2 separate regions of the Mus musculus genome follow, and region 1 is linked to region 2. Evidence: chromatin loops called from intact Hi-C (ENCODE). Cell type or tissue: heart. All regions are shown on one strand.

What was found. A loop is a pair of places that touch in the nucleus more often than their neighbours do. Peaks named below come from ENCODE experiments on the same cell type or tissue, not always from the same donor. Only the 100,000 strongest peaks of a DNase experiment are listed, where the experiment ranks them.
Region 1: a loop joins it to region 2, with 4 times the contacts of the local background. A loop is called at or near these places in 3 of 42 quality-filtered maps.

The regions. Positions count from the first base shown.
Region 1 is chr10:69,590,520-69,598,519 of GRCm38, forward strand. All of the region lies in intron 1 of Ank3 (ankyrin 3, epithelial), which reads left to right. Among named protein-coding and RNA genes, the nearest start is that of Gm33464, 31 kb to the left of the region's middle. In heart, a CTCF peak has its summit at 6,601 (motif pointing right); a DNase peak (open chromatin) is centred at 4,082; H3K4me3 peaks cover 670 bases; H3K27ac peaks cover 2,224 bases.
Region 2 is chr10:69,532,229-69,540,228 of GRCm38, forward strand. It overlaps Ank3 (ankyrin 3, epithelial), which reads left to right and starts at 1,480. Exons shown (of 43, transcript NM_146005.3): 1 at 1,480-2,056. The coding sequence starts at 1,994. It overlaps Gm51806 (a long non-coding RNA gene), which reads left to right and starts at 2,062. Exons shown (of 2, transcript XR_003949008.1): 1 at 2,062-5,273; 2 at 5,321-8,000. In heart, no CTCF peak of the experiment used is centred here; a DNase peak (open chromatin) is centred at 3,313; H3K4me3 peaks cover 3,472 bases; H3K27ac peaks cover 4,164 bases.

The sequences.
Region 1 (8,000 bases), 58 kb after region 2:
TTATGGAGTATAACATTCTGCCTACCTCTATGTCTGTGCACTGTGTGTGTACCTGATGCCTGTGGAGTTACAAATAGTTGTGAGCTGCCTTGTGGGTGCTGGGAATCAAACCCAGGTCCTCTAGAAGAACAGCCAAGCCATCTTCCAGTACATTAACTGTTTGGTTTTTAATGCCCTGTATTCATTAGCATATTCCTTATCCAAAATATGGCACAAAACTCAGTTTCTGAAGCCCCGTAAGTGTTTATTAAGGAGAGTTAGTAATGAAGTAACATGTTGCTTTCTCACGGAGGGATGTTCAGATTGACAGAAAGCATCTCTGTCCACCCATTAAATTAAAAGACTAGGAATGCCCAAAGCCAAGCAATTATTGATAGCATCGTAGGTAGTAGCAAGAAGCCGTTTCCTTGATTCTCAATGAATAATTGATTTAGGATGAAGAATGCTCTTCTGTAGAATAATCTTTCTCTTTCTAGCTCAGTGTGAGAATTGCCCCTGGCATAGACAGTGTACCATTCTAGCACTTGGTGGTAGCTTTAACATTTAACATTCTTCACTAATTGGATGAATGTTTTATTTTAGAATTGTTTATTCTTGACTACAAAAAATATTTTTCATGAGTTGATGCAGGGGCAAAAATAGACAAAGGCAGATGCATTCATCTCCCCCCCCCCCATCTATACCCCCAACCCCTCGTCTCTTTCTTTCTTTTTTGATGTGGTCCTTTTGAAGTTCAGATCTTTATGTCTCTCAGTTTTCCGTTCGATCACGGGCGTGCGGATCTTTTCAGAAAGGAGACTACACTCTGTGCCACTCAAGGAACAAAATACCTTCCCGTGAAAAAGAACTCAGCCATGTTTCCTGCTGAAGTTCGATGAGGGCAAAGCAGGAGGAGGGATGGAATACTGGACAGAGGAGAAAGGCGGCATTTATCACCCTAGTGCCTTATAGGATGTCTTCAGTGTTTCCTGTGTCTTGCCTGTGAGTGAGTGTGTGTGCTGAGGTCAGTAGTCATGCACAGCTTTCTGCAAAGGTTTGGAAAATCGGAGGCAGAGACCTGAACTGCTTGCATATTAAAAATACTCTTAAATATGCACTGAGTATTCATTTCTAGCATTTGCTAGTATTCATCTCTAGCATTTGCTATGCAACACTAGAATGGACTTTCTGGGCCAGACTAAACACAGACTTTAGGTGACTGTTGATTTTCTGTAACAGTCGATTGCCCTCTAATCTTGTGGAATTCATTTAAAACAGGCTGGGAGTAGCTTTTTGTTCTAATTCTAAGCTTTGCTTCCTTCTCTTGCCATAGCTCCTTCTTAATTCTCTCTTATCTAAGAGTTAGAGCCACAGTAACAACATGCTCCAGACATATTCCTGTTGGCCAATACTTTCTTGAGGGGCAGAGAAGTGAAAAAAAAATCAGGTTCAAACTGATTATTTGTACTTGGAAATTCCTCATTATGTTGGGTCACAATGTTTTGTGTTTTATGTTAACTTGAAACATGCAAGAGTCCTTTTAGTGAAGAGAATCTCACTTAAGAAAATGGCTTGTCAGAATTTCCTGGGGCCAGTTTTCACATAATGATTGATCTGGAAGGGTCCAGCTCACTGTGGGCGGAACCATCCCCTATGAAAGGTGGTGCTGGGTTCTATGAGAAAGCAGACTGAGCGAGCCATGGGGAGCATGCCAGTAAGCAGCACTCCTCCATAGCCTCTGCCTTGTTATCCATCTTCAGGGTCCTGCCTTGAATTCCTGGCTTGCCTTTCCTTCAGTGATAAGACTGTGATGTGGAAGTGTAAGCTGAAATAAACCTTTTCCTCACCACGTTGTGGGGTTTCGTCACAGCAATAGAAACCTAACTGCGATACTCTTGAATACACTCGCTTCATTCCTCGCCAGTTTTCAAGTGATAACAGGAAAAGCCAGTGACTTCAGAAAGAACAGGTACTGGATACGCCTATGTCAACATGATACAAGCTAAAAATCACCCAAGAGGAGGGAACCTTAATCAAGAAATTGCCTCCGTAAGGTCACGCTGTAGGCAAGCCTGTAGAGCATTTTCTTAGTTAGTGATTGAGTGGGGAGGGCTCAGACCATTGTGGGCAGGTTCTATAAGAAAACAGATTGGGCAAGCCATGGGGAGCAAGCCAGTAAGCAGCACCCCTCCATGGCCTCTGCATCAGCTCTGGTCTGCAGGTTCCTGTCCTGCTTGAGTTCCTGTCCTCCCTGCCTTTGATGATGAGTCATTATACAGAACAGTGTGAGTGGAATCAACCCTTTCCTCCCCGAATTGCTTTTGGTCATGGTGTTTTGACATAGCAATAGTGATTCGAGCTAAGACAGGATATAAAATATGAAATCTTAACAAGCGGGTGACTGGGCCTTTTAAATGAGGGTTTTTCACCAGGAGGCACATCTCCTCCTTGTAGTCAGCAGCAGATTGCCTGAAAATGTCTTGATTTGGAGACCTGGCCCAGAGTCTCGATTAACTGCCTCAGAGAAATCAGCTTTCTCACAGTATATTCCTGTATCCTTATTGGGAAATGGAGACCATAATACCTCTTAAAAAGCATCTTTCCTAATGTGAGGCCATCTGACACTTGTGAAATGCTTAATACTGTACTTAACGGTGGACAGGGCAGGTAACCAGTTGTTATATCAGTCATGTATGAGTTTCCCCAACAGTGAGGCAGGAAAACTACCAACTATAGAACACACATGTCCCAGAAACAGCAAAGGACTATTTAGCCCATGTAAGTTTTTACTCTGGAAAGGGCTATGTGTATGTGAAAGGCTGGCCATAATGATACAGCAAACTCCTATCCAAATACTGCAAGTACTGCTTAAGGGGGAGGGTTTGACTTAGAAAACAATGAGCTCTTTTGTTGCAAGAGATGTGACTGGTCCCACCTAGTAGCAATGTTTGGATCAGTGCATTCCCATAATGCACTGGAGAGATGCCTAAGTGAGGGCACTTGCTGTTCTTGAAGAGGATCCTATTAAAGTTTTAGCACTTACTGGGTGGCTCACAATCATCTAAAATCCATTTTCAGAGGAACAGACACCTTCTTCTGCCCTCTTCATGCACCCACGTGCACATAATGTACACACAACATACCCCAACCCCCCCCCACACACACATACACTCACATGAAATGAATACATCTTAAATTTCCTGTAGAGTAACGTTACTGTTAAGAAACTGGTATGACAGGTGGAGGTGGACCTCAAAGAGAGTTCCAGGAGTGTCCGAAAAGATGGCCGCTGAGAGGAGCAGTCACCTTGCCTTCACACGGGAATGTGGGGATGCTGTTGACGGTAACAGATTTTGTTATGTGAACTTATAGACTTATGTATTGTTTTATATACCAAATATTAACTCCGAGAAACTCATAGAGACTTTTGTAAGAGGCGAGTTTCCAGAGTTCCTATAAGAACATATCATCTGATTCTTGCCAGTTGTGGTCTGTCAGAGCACATCTAGTAGTTTATTCGGAGGGGCTGGTGCCCTCATAGCTGTACAATCACGGGATTGTTATATTGATATTTTTCTGAAATATCCAATTGACCACCCTTCCTTGGACTTTCAGTGAAATGTTGCATTGAATTGAGTGACTCTCAGGAAGGAAGTTGATATCCTGACTCTTGGATCTGAAACCTGAGTTGTTGCTGACTCAAGGAGACTTTATATTTTTATTCTATGGTTATCACCTGTGGTCACGTGGCTCTGAGAGAGTTTAGCTTCTTCCTCCTTTAGAGAAAATGAGGGTAACTCTAGCTCATACCCTAAAGTTGCTTCAGATCCTCAGGGATGTACGTATGTAAAAAACTCTTTGGGGCTTGGCACATGAGAGAAACTCAGACACTGGCTGTCAGGGATTTAGATGCACGGGTAGGCGGGCATTCCGTAATGGCTGGCTTCTGTTTGCATCTTTCTCTTCCACTAAGGGTGTCTTCTCAGCACGCTGGGCTTCAGGTCAAGGACAGTGTCCCTGCTGAGCCCCTCCTTTGAGGATGCATGTCTGAACTGGATAAGGGAAAGCACTTCGGGGTAGCAAACGAGGAGGATGGTGTTTGATTCTATTTATGGCTCTTCTCCCTGCCCGTTGCCTAGGAGATGGCTGGCAAACTTCCAGCAGTCACTAGCACCATTCTGTCCCATGAAGGAAGAGCCACAGCTGATCCAGTGACCGTCATTAAACACTGTTCAGGGAAATGTTGTCAAGATTTGTTTTCCCTCTCTATTGTTGTGTCTGTTCACCAATAAACTGAAGAACAATTGCTCATCACCAAACTCGCCATAATCTCTCCCATTTTTGCATTTTTGACCCTGTCAAAACAACCATAGTATGTACATGGGGGGGAGGGGACTTCGCCAACAAAAAAAATCCACACGATTTGGGTTTGTCCCTTGACCTTGTGATAAAGTTTAAGTCAGAGCTCATTAGTAGAGAGAGCCAAGGAGATAATTTGGCCTCCATGATTACAGAATATAAAATCTTTTTTTCTCTCTTTTTCTTTTACAGGTAAGTGTACCTGACATCCGGCAGTGCTCACTCTCTTCCTGTCTGGCTCTTGCTCGTGTGGCCATGGTGTGGTCCAAAGGTTCGTCGAGGCAGTTGAATGAGTTTTGCTGTACAAGTGATATGGTGCTGTCAGTGTGTGTGTGTGTGTGTGTGCTCAGAGAGATGGTAAGTTTTCCTTTCCCGTTTTCCCTATTGGAGCTTTCAAACTGGTGGCTCAGTTGCTTTGGTTTAATGAGTATCTCTCACTCAACCGATTGGCTGAAAGCAGAAGTGAGATTTGTTGCGCAGGACACATTGTATCAAAAGCTGGAGTTTCTTTGTCCAACTGGTGGTTTAGAGACGCATCTGTGTTGTGGAGTGTTTCCTGTAGCATCTGACTTGTTTGGAGCAGAACATGGTGTCACCCTGCAGGGATAGCGTCTTCTCAGCTTAAGGAGCTCATGACTTGGCTGCAAGCAAGTGGAGTCACGTTCATGTCCATGTTCATATGTTTCCCCCCCCCCCCCTATTTAGAAGGAAATCACAGGTATTCCTTCGATGGGAATAGGAGTTCCTACTGAGGTCACTGTTGACATGCACAGCCTTTGTCAAAGACTTTAAAACCTAAGAGGTTTAAAATATGTTACAAGTGTGACACTTCAAGCCTTTACCTCGGCTCTTGCTAGTTACCAGCCATTAAAGCAAACACTTAAACAGCAACAAAGAATGCGGCTTGGAGTCCAATCTGTTGGTTGGCTGTTTAAGTTTAGAATCCTTCACTCTCAATAAGTCCAGAAGGTAAGTTTAAGTTCCGGTGGTGTTTTCATAGTTGGCATGCACTGTTGGAGAATATCCTGCTCAGAAGAACTTATTGAGATACGTATTTTCAGGTGGACATACATGCTGGTTTCTTGTCCCTGACGACTTCACCTCTAAGGGAAGTTTGTATAGACACTCTCCTGACCTTTAGGAATTTAGTGACTTTATTTCTGGTGATGCTCATGGCTGAACATTCCAGGTGATAACCTATCTCAAAGTGATGTTGTTTTATCTGGTTCTTTTTTTTTTTTCTTTAACATTTTATTTATTTGTTTATTTACTTTATGTATATGAGTACACAATCACCCTTTTCAGACACACTAGAAGAAGGCATCAGATCCCATTACATAGTTGTGAGACACCATGTGGTTGCTGGGAATTGAACTCAGGATCTCTGGAAAGAGCAGTCCGTGCTCTTAACCGATGAGCCATCTCTCCAGCCAACCTGGTTCTTTGAGCTCTTTATTGCCAAGCTGTTTGTTATCTTAGAGATAGCAATAATAATAATAATAATAATAATAATAATGACTGTTCCACAGCTCCTCCAGCTTTTATATCCTTCATTCCTAAGCACTAGATACAAGTGTAAGTGAACATGTTCATTGCCCGTGGTTATTACTTTCAAATATTTTATATTAAAAAAAAACCTTTTCTCATTAATTATTTCCATGAGACCTTTTCTGCCGAGGGGAATAGTCTTTGAAGAACTTGGACAAAGGTCTAGGCATTCAAAGTGGCCTATTGATGGGATTCAGTGTGAAGTTCAGACCCACCCATGAGCCCTTCAGATCTCCTTACTGCGAACTCCTAAATGGTGTATTTGGTGTTACTGATTTCTTTGTTGGAGACATCAACCTGAGTGCCGTGCTTCGAACCAGCAAGCATCGTAGCATCCTTTGCTAATGCCACGGCTTTTACTTGGATTGACTCGGTCATGTATATTTAATTCCGGTGAGAAGCAAAGTTGAGTCTGCAGCATTGACATAGAGAAGCCTGGAGCTTTTGATCGTGGAGGGGAGAGCAAGTGTTCTAGAAACCTCCGAAGAGCTTTTAAAGATAACTGTGACACTCCCCGTTTAGATGTCGTGGTTCCCAGTTTTCCTTTTATGTCCTAGAAGCATTGGATGGTAATCCAGCCACTTTTCTGTCTGATGGATTCTCAGACAAAGCATGTTAGTTCTGGGGGTGCTTTGCCCAGGACTCCCTGGAACACCCTGAGTGTATTTTCAGTGTGCCATCTGGGGTATTGTCTTTTTAAAAAATTTTTATTTATGTATATGAGTACACTGTAGCTGTCAGACACACCAGAAGAGGGCATCAGATCCCATTACAGATGGTTTTGAGCCACCATGTGGTTGCTGAGAATTGAACCCAGGACCTCTAGAAGAGCAGTCAGTGCTTTTAGCTGCAGAGTCATCGCTCCAGGCCCAGGGTTATTGTCTTTTAAAAAGATTTATTGATTTACTTTTAGCGTGTGTATGTGTGTGTGTGCGCGCATGTGTATGTGCACAACTTTGAATGCCGGTACCGTGGAGACCAGAAGAGCACCTTGAATGCCCTTGAGCTTGAATTATAGGTGGTTGTGAGCAACACACCCTGGGTTCTGAGAATTGAACTCCTGTCCTCTGAAAGGCAGCAAGTGCTTTTAGCCACCGATCTCTCTCTCTCCAGCCCCGGCTGGGTTGTGCTTTCTTTGTGTACTCAGAAGTCAAGGTTATTTTCTGTACATTTATCATAGTTTTATCACACCACACGGTGTAGAGGAGAAAGTTGCCTAATTAATTCCATCAGCTGTGATTGAACAATTATCAGCATTCAGCCATAATGGCTATCGCTGGGAGAAAGGAGATTGAAGTATTTGTAAGTAAGTGTCAGCTCTAATGGTATTTGCTTCTCCAGGATTTGCTCTGTGTGTCTGGAAAGGGATGTGTCCTTACATAACTCAGTAATACCATGGAAGACCGAGCATTCTCCCTCCGTCCTCACCGACACTTAGCTATACTCTCCTTTCTTTCTTTAATTAGTTCACAATGCCCTGACCTTTGAATCAGTGTCAGTTTGTAACAACAGCATTTGTTTGTGTCTTTTCAGACTGACGTTCAGGGCAATTTCAGCTCTTAATTCCTTCCTATGCTTTCCTGGCCTATGGATAAATCTTGTCCCAGTATCCTATAGGATGGCCATTCTCCATTTTGCTACTTTCTTTATGCTGGCTCCTTAATTTCCTTCCTCTGTTACACTCCTGCAGCCCAGAGGCCGGGTCTAAAGGATGGGTGGTACTATTTTAGAAGCCTCAGCTGTGCTTTGTACATGAGGCTCTGACAGATGCTCTTAGGATCCCAAACACATGTGTTTACTAACTTCAATCCACTCTTCAAATGGGCTACTTGGGAGGAGAGTCAAAAGTAATTACTTCCAAAATCCCTTTGGTTGCCCATTACACATCCACTATAGTTAAATCTTCAGAACACGGCATTGACTCGAATTACTTGACACATACCATACCAGAAGTGGAGGGGACCCTCAGTCTCTCTCTGGCCACTCTTCAAGCCAGATGCTGTCAAACAGTTAACGTAATCTGTCAGAAACCCATTGAATCAAATCTGCTCTCTCCGCAAGCTGCCCTCAGCCTGTCTTAGTATGAGCAGGTAACTCCTGTCATAGGAGGATCT
Region 2 (8,000 bases):
CCTTTTATTACTCTGCCAGAGAAACATTCCAGAACAGCAGCAGAAACGGGAGAGACAGGTTAGCAGCTGCTCAAAGCTGAAGGAACCCCCAGGTCACGGAGGGGTGGGGCAACCGCCATCAATGCTCCCTGCCAGCCTTTGAGTGGTGGTTTACTGTTTGTAATGCGCAGCCGCAGAACAACCATTAAATAACCCACAGTGCGCAGGATCTCCATGGGTCGCTGGAGCAAGCACTTGTAACCCTGGTGTCCATGACAGAGCTGTCTCAAGCTGCCCTCATGCTCACTCATTTTTAGGGGGGTGGCGCTTGGGGAGTCCAGATTTGTTGAACATAGGTACAACCCTGCTTAAATGATAGATGAGAAATGGTGATTTTGGCTTCAGTATTTTAGCATTGTGTCTCCAGTATTAAATAGCTCCATGTACCTCACTGAAAACTGGCCTTCTGGGTCTCATTTACGCTCCTGTATGTCTTTGATCATATTAATTAAAATCCACTTCCCTGAGCCAGCCTCCTCTCTGGATTCCCGCTCGTTCCTCCCTTCCTAGTGTACATGTGTTTTAGCTCAAGGGACCTGCTTCCATCTTAAAGGTGATCTGGCCGGGATTGGGGGGGGGGGACCCAGAACCTTATTCCTTCCTAACAAGAATGGATTCCTAACACTTTCCAAAGATGCTTAAGCGACCACACCCGACAGTAAATCAGCTGTGTTCCGATGCGTGGACCATTTTGGAGACTTTCCACAAAGGAGTGAAGTCACCCAGAGACCTCTCAAAATCTTGGTGGCCCAGAGCAGGAGTGTGTGCCTCTGTGTGCTTGGGGACCCTGTGGTGGCTGTAATGTGGCCAGAGACCTGCACTGACCTGAGTGCCTTATCCAGGAGCACAGGATGTTTCTGGCACAGAAAAAGCCAGGGGCTGAACCTTTTGGATTTCTTGAATATTCTGGAGGGCTCCTTTTCATGGTTGGTTTGATATATTCATGACCAAAGCTTGAATGTGGTACTGGCAACTTAGGTATGGGCTCCGTGTGACAGATTCTTCATTAGAAGTCCATAGCTTTGGTTAGGCAATCTGCAAACTTTATTTTATTTTATTTTATTTATTTTTTGCTAATTACATTTTAAAACAAAACAAACAACAACAACAAAAACCACCTCACTGGGTAAGAATCCAGCTTTGTCTTCTGTAGTAACAGGTCTCTTTATTGTTTTTAATCATGGGGTTGGGGTTGGGGGTGGGGGAGAGAGAGAGAGAGAGAGAGAGAGAGAGAGAATGTGTGTGTGTGTGTGTGTGTGTGTGTGTGTGTGTTTTCACGAACCAGTAACCCGATCTCTCGTTACCACCCCCACTGCTGCCTCCTGGGTATACCCAATGCTTTCAACACATGTGTCCTCTGGAGGCTTGATCTCAGAGCATTTACATTCGGCTTGGCTTCCCAGCTTGCAAACTGCAGTGAGCCAGCCCCTGGGACGCTTCAGAGATTCGTCAGCAGTCTAGCTTATTCCTGTGTGTGTGTGTGTGTGTGTGTGTGTGTGTGTGTGTGTGTGTGTGTGCAGCGCACATGCACGTATGCCTCCCCCTTTCTCTCTCTCACCATTTCCAAGCTAGAATCACCGTGGAGAAGCAAGCCCTGAAATGTTGTCAAGATCTTTTCTCGGGGTAACGACTGGCTAAAAAAACAAATAAAAAGAGAGAGAAAGGAAGAAAAAGAAAGAAGGAAGAAAGGAAGGAAGAAAACAAAGGGTTGGAATATTGATTTTTCTTTGGAGGAATAACCAGGGCTTTGCTGGAGAGAACACCCAGTTCCTCCCTGAGGCGAGCTGAGTTGCCCGTGACAGCAGCCAGGGCTGGCTTGAAGCAGCCGCTCTGCCTGGGGAGTTCCCTAAATGGACTTTGGTCTCAATGCTGTGACTCTTTGCCGTGGGTTTGGATGTGGGAACACGGAAGGTGATCTCCTGCCTCGTCTCAACTCCCCTGATCTCAAGGAAAGATGAGTGAAGAGCCAAAGGAGAAGCCCGCCAAGCCTGCTCATAGGAAGAGGAAAGGAAAAAAGGTAAGAGGCAGGATCAACACGTTCTTCATTGTTCTCCCGGCTCCCGGGAGGTGATCTGGAGGCTGCCTTTTCCAGAGAGCTGTCTTTAGCCCGAGAAAGAAGCCACTAGAAGCAAGAATTGCTTTTGTTTTTTTCTCCCCTGTTAATGGGGTGTGTTCTGGGTTGCTGGCAAACACCTCGACTGGGGTCTATGGCTACAATATTGAAACAGTTAAAACATTGTGATTTGGATTTGCTGAGCTAGTGTTCCCTCTAATAGCAATGAAAGGAACATTAAGTAAACATATGTCCTAATTATGTGAGTGGGTGTGTTTCCCCTACCTTTTGAATTTTCCCCATGCTTGTGATCGGTAGGGTACAATTACTAATGAATATTCTTATGTTATGGATGCTAAGCTTTAATATATATTTTAGGCAAACTTGGGGAAACCTGTAGTTAGACTTTAAAAAAAAAACCCAGCATGGAGGTGAGCTCCATTTTAATTATCGATTCCTTTGATGGCGGATAAATCTCGGGTCTGCATTCAGCCCAGCTGCCTGTCAGCCATATGTCTCCAGGATCCATTCAGTTCATGGGATTCATTCTGCTTTCCACGCGGTTTGAGGTTTTGTCAAAAGAGCGGCAGAGGATTGCAGCAAACCTGTAGATTCATTCTGGGTGTCACGAATGTGCGTGTCATCCTAAGATGTGCCCTGAACTTTTCTGTTCATTTTGAAATGGGAAAGAAAGGTGATTCTCAGATGCGGGACTGTGATTTTTTTTTTAACCCACTGTGGCTCATAAACTGTCTCAGATTTAAGGTGTGCCACCAGAGGCAAGGCTAGATACATCTGGAACAAAGAAAAACAGGTCCCTTGAAACAGGACTGTAGCTCATGGCTTGTTGAAGGAGGATGGGTGATGGGCTCTCTGCGTCTTCAGTTCGAATTCTTAGATTTTTATGCTTTAATGCCCAGGTCTGATATATCTGCTGATGTCTCTTTAAAATGATTCCTTGCCTCCCAATGTGATGTATGCTCAGCCAGTGGACGCCCAGGGAATGATTGGGTATAGTAGAGAACATGAAAGATTGCAACCCTTGCTTGAATCGATCAAGCATTTCAAAAAATGCTCATAGCCTACTTACTATTTATGAAAAAGGTTCCTCTGAATAAGACATACTTTAATGGAGCTGCTACCAGCAGGCTCAGCTGAGGCATGTTCGGGGACATGCCAACATTCTTGGGCAGCCGTTCAACACCCTACCAAGTGAAGCTGTACAGATTGGTTTGAAGTCAGCTCTCCCCTCTTGGACCTTGGCTCCACAGGGCTTGACGGTATCAGAAAAGGTGCGAGTGTGATTTCCCCAGGGAGCGGGTCGCAGCTGCACAGCACAAATGATTTGCTTAATGCCTAGCCGAGGGGTGGCCTTTCTCAAGGCAAACTGTCAGCTCTGCTCATGTTTCTGAGCTGATCCCCTTAAGTGCCTGACAGGCTCCACCACGATTCTGAACACAGAGTGTCACAGAGAACCCAGGCGGACACATGAAGCCTGACAGCCCAATCTAGATGAAAATGAACAGCGTCTTGGGGTGGCTGTAAATCACGTGGACTCTTTGGACCTGATTCTTTTTTTTTTTTTTCTCCCCCCTTCCCCTTGAAATTTTTTTTCCGGCATTATCTCATGTCTCCCATGAGGTGATTCTGTGTGGTGCAGCGCACAATGCATTAGACAGCCATGAGCCCTTCCCATTCGATGCCACAGTGTCCTGCCTGCTGCCTCCATGTTCTTGACTAAAGCCTCCGTTGCCCCCCCCCCCCCCACTTCTAAAGTCTGTGTTGTGGCTCAGTGGACTCCAAATTCCAGACCACCAGACTCCAGTCCTTCAAAATACTGCACCCTTGTGCCAATGTTTTGTCTTTCATTCCTGTGAAGGACAGTGGAGTTCTTACCAGCATCCACCCCCACCCCCAAGCTAAACCATTTTCTTCTCACACCTATCTTTGACACCAAGAGAGCCTTTCAGTATCGAGTGGTTTAGTGTTATCCCTTGCATCCTTGAAGGTCAAGTGTCCCATCCCTTGATTCACCTTGGTATGCAGAGAGCAGGCCCTTGGGGAATGGTCCACCCCCCTCTTCTGCCACTGCATTCAAGTTAGTGTTAGAGTCCGGTGTTCTTAGGCACATGGACTCTCTGATGTTCATCACAGCCGCTTGGTATGCAGTTGGCGCTAAATAAGTAACTTCTCTCTAGGAGTTTAGAAGAGCCACAAAAAAAAAAAAAAAAAAAAACCAAACAGCTCTTCCGTTAGGAAACCTTGTCTCATATTTTCCAGCTCAGAGAGATTATCTTTCACTATTGGTTTGAAAGTGAATCGTCTCTTTAAATCAGCAAATATTTACATGTTTAAGAGAATATGCATTAATTTTAAACTAGGTGGTTGAGAATGAAATGGAATATACTTTAAAAAAAAGAAAAGAAATTATGTTTGGCTTTTAAATCAGAGCTCAGGAGTAGCTCAGGAGGCGTCTGAGTGGCCCAAGTGACCTGCACTGCAGTAGCGGTGGGTGTGGCCACATGCAACATCTCAGATGAGCCGTTCACCCCACCCTCTCTGTGGTGTTGCCCAACCTCCTCCCAAACCCTTTCAGTACTCAAGGATGCTGTTACATGGGCCTCCATTTTATATTAAACCCGTCTGTGGATGAAGTTACATCTGTGTATAGAGGGAAGTACATGGCAAAATGGCTGTGAAGATTTTGTGCTGCTGTGGATGGTGTTCAGCTCAGTCAGCAAGCTTAGGACATTTGGATTCACACTGTCTCATGGAGGTGTTTTTAATAGCGAGAAGGCAACACCAGTGTAACAGAGCCAATCAATTATTTCCGTTCTCTAATAATAAATTATCTAATAAAGACAATTCCTTTCACTAATAATGCCTGTATTCTGTTGACCTTGAAGAGGGTGTGTGTGTGTGTGCGCGCATACATATGTACTGTTTACCCAAGATCTTTATCTCTCCTTCTTCTAGTAAGAGAAGAAGAGTTTACTAATACCCAGGAGCCCCACGTGCTCATCTTCTCCTGCTTGTAACTGGGCAAGTCTTGCAGGAAGAACAGTCAGATAGCATAGCAATCAGAGGTTCGAGAAGCAGAAGAAAAGATCAGTCAGATAGCATAGCAAACAGAGGTCGAGAAGCAGAAGAAAAGATCAGTCAGATAGCATAGCAATCAGAGGTCGAGAAGCAGAAGAAAAGATCAGTCAGATAGCATAGCAATCAGAGGTTCGAGAAGCAGAAGAAAAGATCATCGACGGGATCATATTTTCTAGAGTGATTGAATGACAGCAACTAAGCCATCTCCATGGGGGGGATTTCAGGCTTGCCTGGGAGAGGAAATGCCCGCCAGGCAAGCATTCTTTCTGCCTTACTGTAAAAAAATGCCAGGCTGGTTTGGTTGAACCAAGCCACCACAGGGAGGATGCACAAAGTGACATTTCATGACTGTGCTTTCTGGGTATTCCTGTAGGCCACTGTGCAGGGTGACGTAATAAAAGAGCATCCATGTAGCATGGCTTTGATGAACTTTACCCTCTCAGGGGTCTCTCTGCTGGAAATCTGAGGCCAGGTGCCATTCAGTCAACTTCTGAATCTTTCCAACCTGCAGACTTCTTAGGCTGCTCACTCACCCTCTCCCTAAGGCTATGTCCCTGGCTAGCCCCCTGTCTTCCTCTATAATAAGACCAGCAGTAGTGCTGGTCCACGATATCACCTCGTGATCACATTTAACTACAGCCATCTCTTGAGAACTCTATTTCCACAATTTGGGTAGTAGATGGGATGAAATTCAGTCCACAACAGCACCCACGTGGAAATGTTTGATCAGGGTTCCAGCCTTACTTAGGTCCGTGTCACAGGACACACAATGGTGATGATGTTCTGTCTGTTCACACGTGCTTCACTGAGCAGATGTGGTCCGGAGTAGAGATGAGGGCAGGTATTATGGGTGCCAAAGACAAGTGGATACAGGTTGTCTGGAGGCAGAAAGGTGGAGTAGCAAATTCTAGTTGGGGGAGGAGGTTAGGAAAGGAGAGATGGGAAAGGAGAAAGGACTAGTCTGGATAGGTCTTAGGAAATTGCATGTTTCCTAAATGAATGTGGTAAGAACCTTCCAGAGACAATGCAAGGCAAGGAAAGGTTTGGAAAGTCCTGGTGTCCTTAGGGATCTAAGCCTTAGCTTATGTGTTTGGGAGAAGGATCCCAGGGATGGATTGTGGCCAGGTATGACAGTGGCAGAAAGGAGAGCACACATGACTCTTTGTTCGTTTTTGTTTTTAATGTGGATTCTTGGGATGAAACTTAGGCTATAGTCTAAAAGCAGGGAAACCGTTATTTTGGTTAGATACCCCAACCAGGTCTGCACTGTCTAATCTTTTGTCAACTTGGCACACAAACCAGAGTCATCCGAACAGAGGGAATCTCAATAGAGAAAATGCCTCCTTAAGATCCAGCCATAGGGCATTTTCTTAATTAGTGATCAAAGGGTGAGGGCCCAGCCCATTGTAGGTGGTGCCATTCTTGGGCTGGTTGTCTTGAGTCCTATAAGAAAGCAGGCTGAATAAGCCATGGGGAGCAATCCAATGAGCAGTGCCCCTCCATGGCCTCTGCATCAGCTTCTACTTCCAGGTTCCTGCCCTGTTTGAGTTCCTGCCCTGACTCTTCCTTCAATGATGAACAGTGATATGAAGTGTAAGCTAAATAAACCATTTTTTCCCCAACTTGCTTTTTGGTTGTGGTGTTTTATCGAAGCAATAGACACTAACCAAGACAAAGTCTCTCATTTAGCACATGGCTCTGTCTCTCTCTCTCTCTCTCTCTTTCTTTCTTTCTTTCTTTTAGATTTATTTATCATTATAAATAAGTACACTGTAGTTGTCTTCATACACACCAGAAGAGGGTGTCGAATCTCATTATGGATGGTTGTGAGCCACCATGTGGTTGCTGGGATTTGAACTCAGGACCTTTGGAATAGCAGTCAGTGCTCTTAACCACTGAGCCATCTCTCCAGCCCATGGCTCTGTTTATTGATATTCCACATCTCATTGGACTTGGGCCATGCTGTCCACTGTCGGTGACTTAGGAATGGTTCTTTGAGTGTTTTTTTTTAAAGATTTATTTATTATATATAAGTACACTGTAGCTATCATCAAAAACTTTTTCTTCTCTCTCCTGCTCTTCTCTCTCCAGCCCAAATATTTATTTATTTATTTATCTATTTATCTATGTATTTATTTATTATATGTAAGTACACTGAGGCTGTCTTCAGACACCCCAGAAGAGGGCATCAGATCTCATTACGGATGGTTGTGAGCCACCACGTGGTTGCTGGGATTTGAACTCAGGACCTTCGGAGGAGCAATCAGTGCTCTTAACCACTTCTCCAGCCCCCATTTGAGTGTTTTATTGATTTCTATGTCAAATTAGAGAAAAACAAGTACATAGTTACAGTTCTGTGAGCTAATAAAGGCCATTCCAGTGAGTGGGTTTGTTTTTTATGGAACTTCAGAACGGGATTTCTCATTCTTTTAGTTCAGTTACTTTTCCATTCTGTGAACACCATGTAACTTGCTGTATTTAAGTTTTTTATGGCTCCCTCTACCCCTTCCCTCACTCTTTATTTCCCCGATTGCAACCAGCTGAATACATTATCTGTGAGAGGTATGTTTCTTTCTTCTCTGATGAGACCCAACTATGTGCTCAAATGCCAATGCCCTTTTGGAGGAAGGCGGAGAGTGTCCGTGTCATGAACTTCCCATGTTGTTAATGGCGCTAGCATTATGGAGTTTCTGCTGCAGGCCTGTGGTCATGTGTCCGGAAGGCTCTATGCTGTTTACTGAGAGTAGGGGGACCGCCATGCCCTGAGCAGTTGCATTGAACTTTCACTTCCACCCCCCCCTGTGTTGGG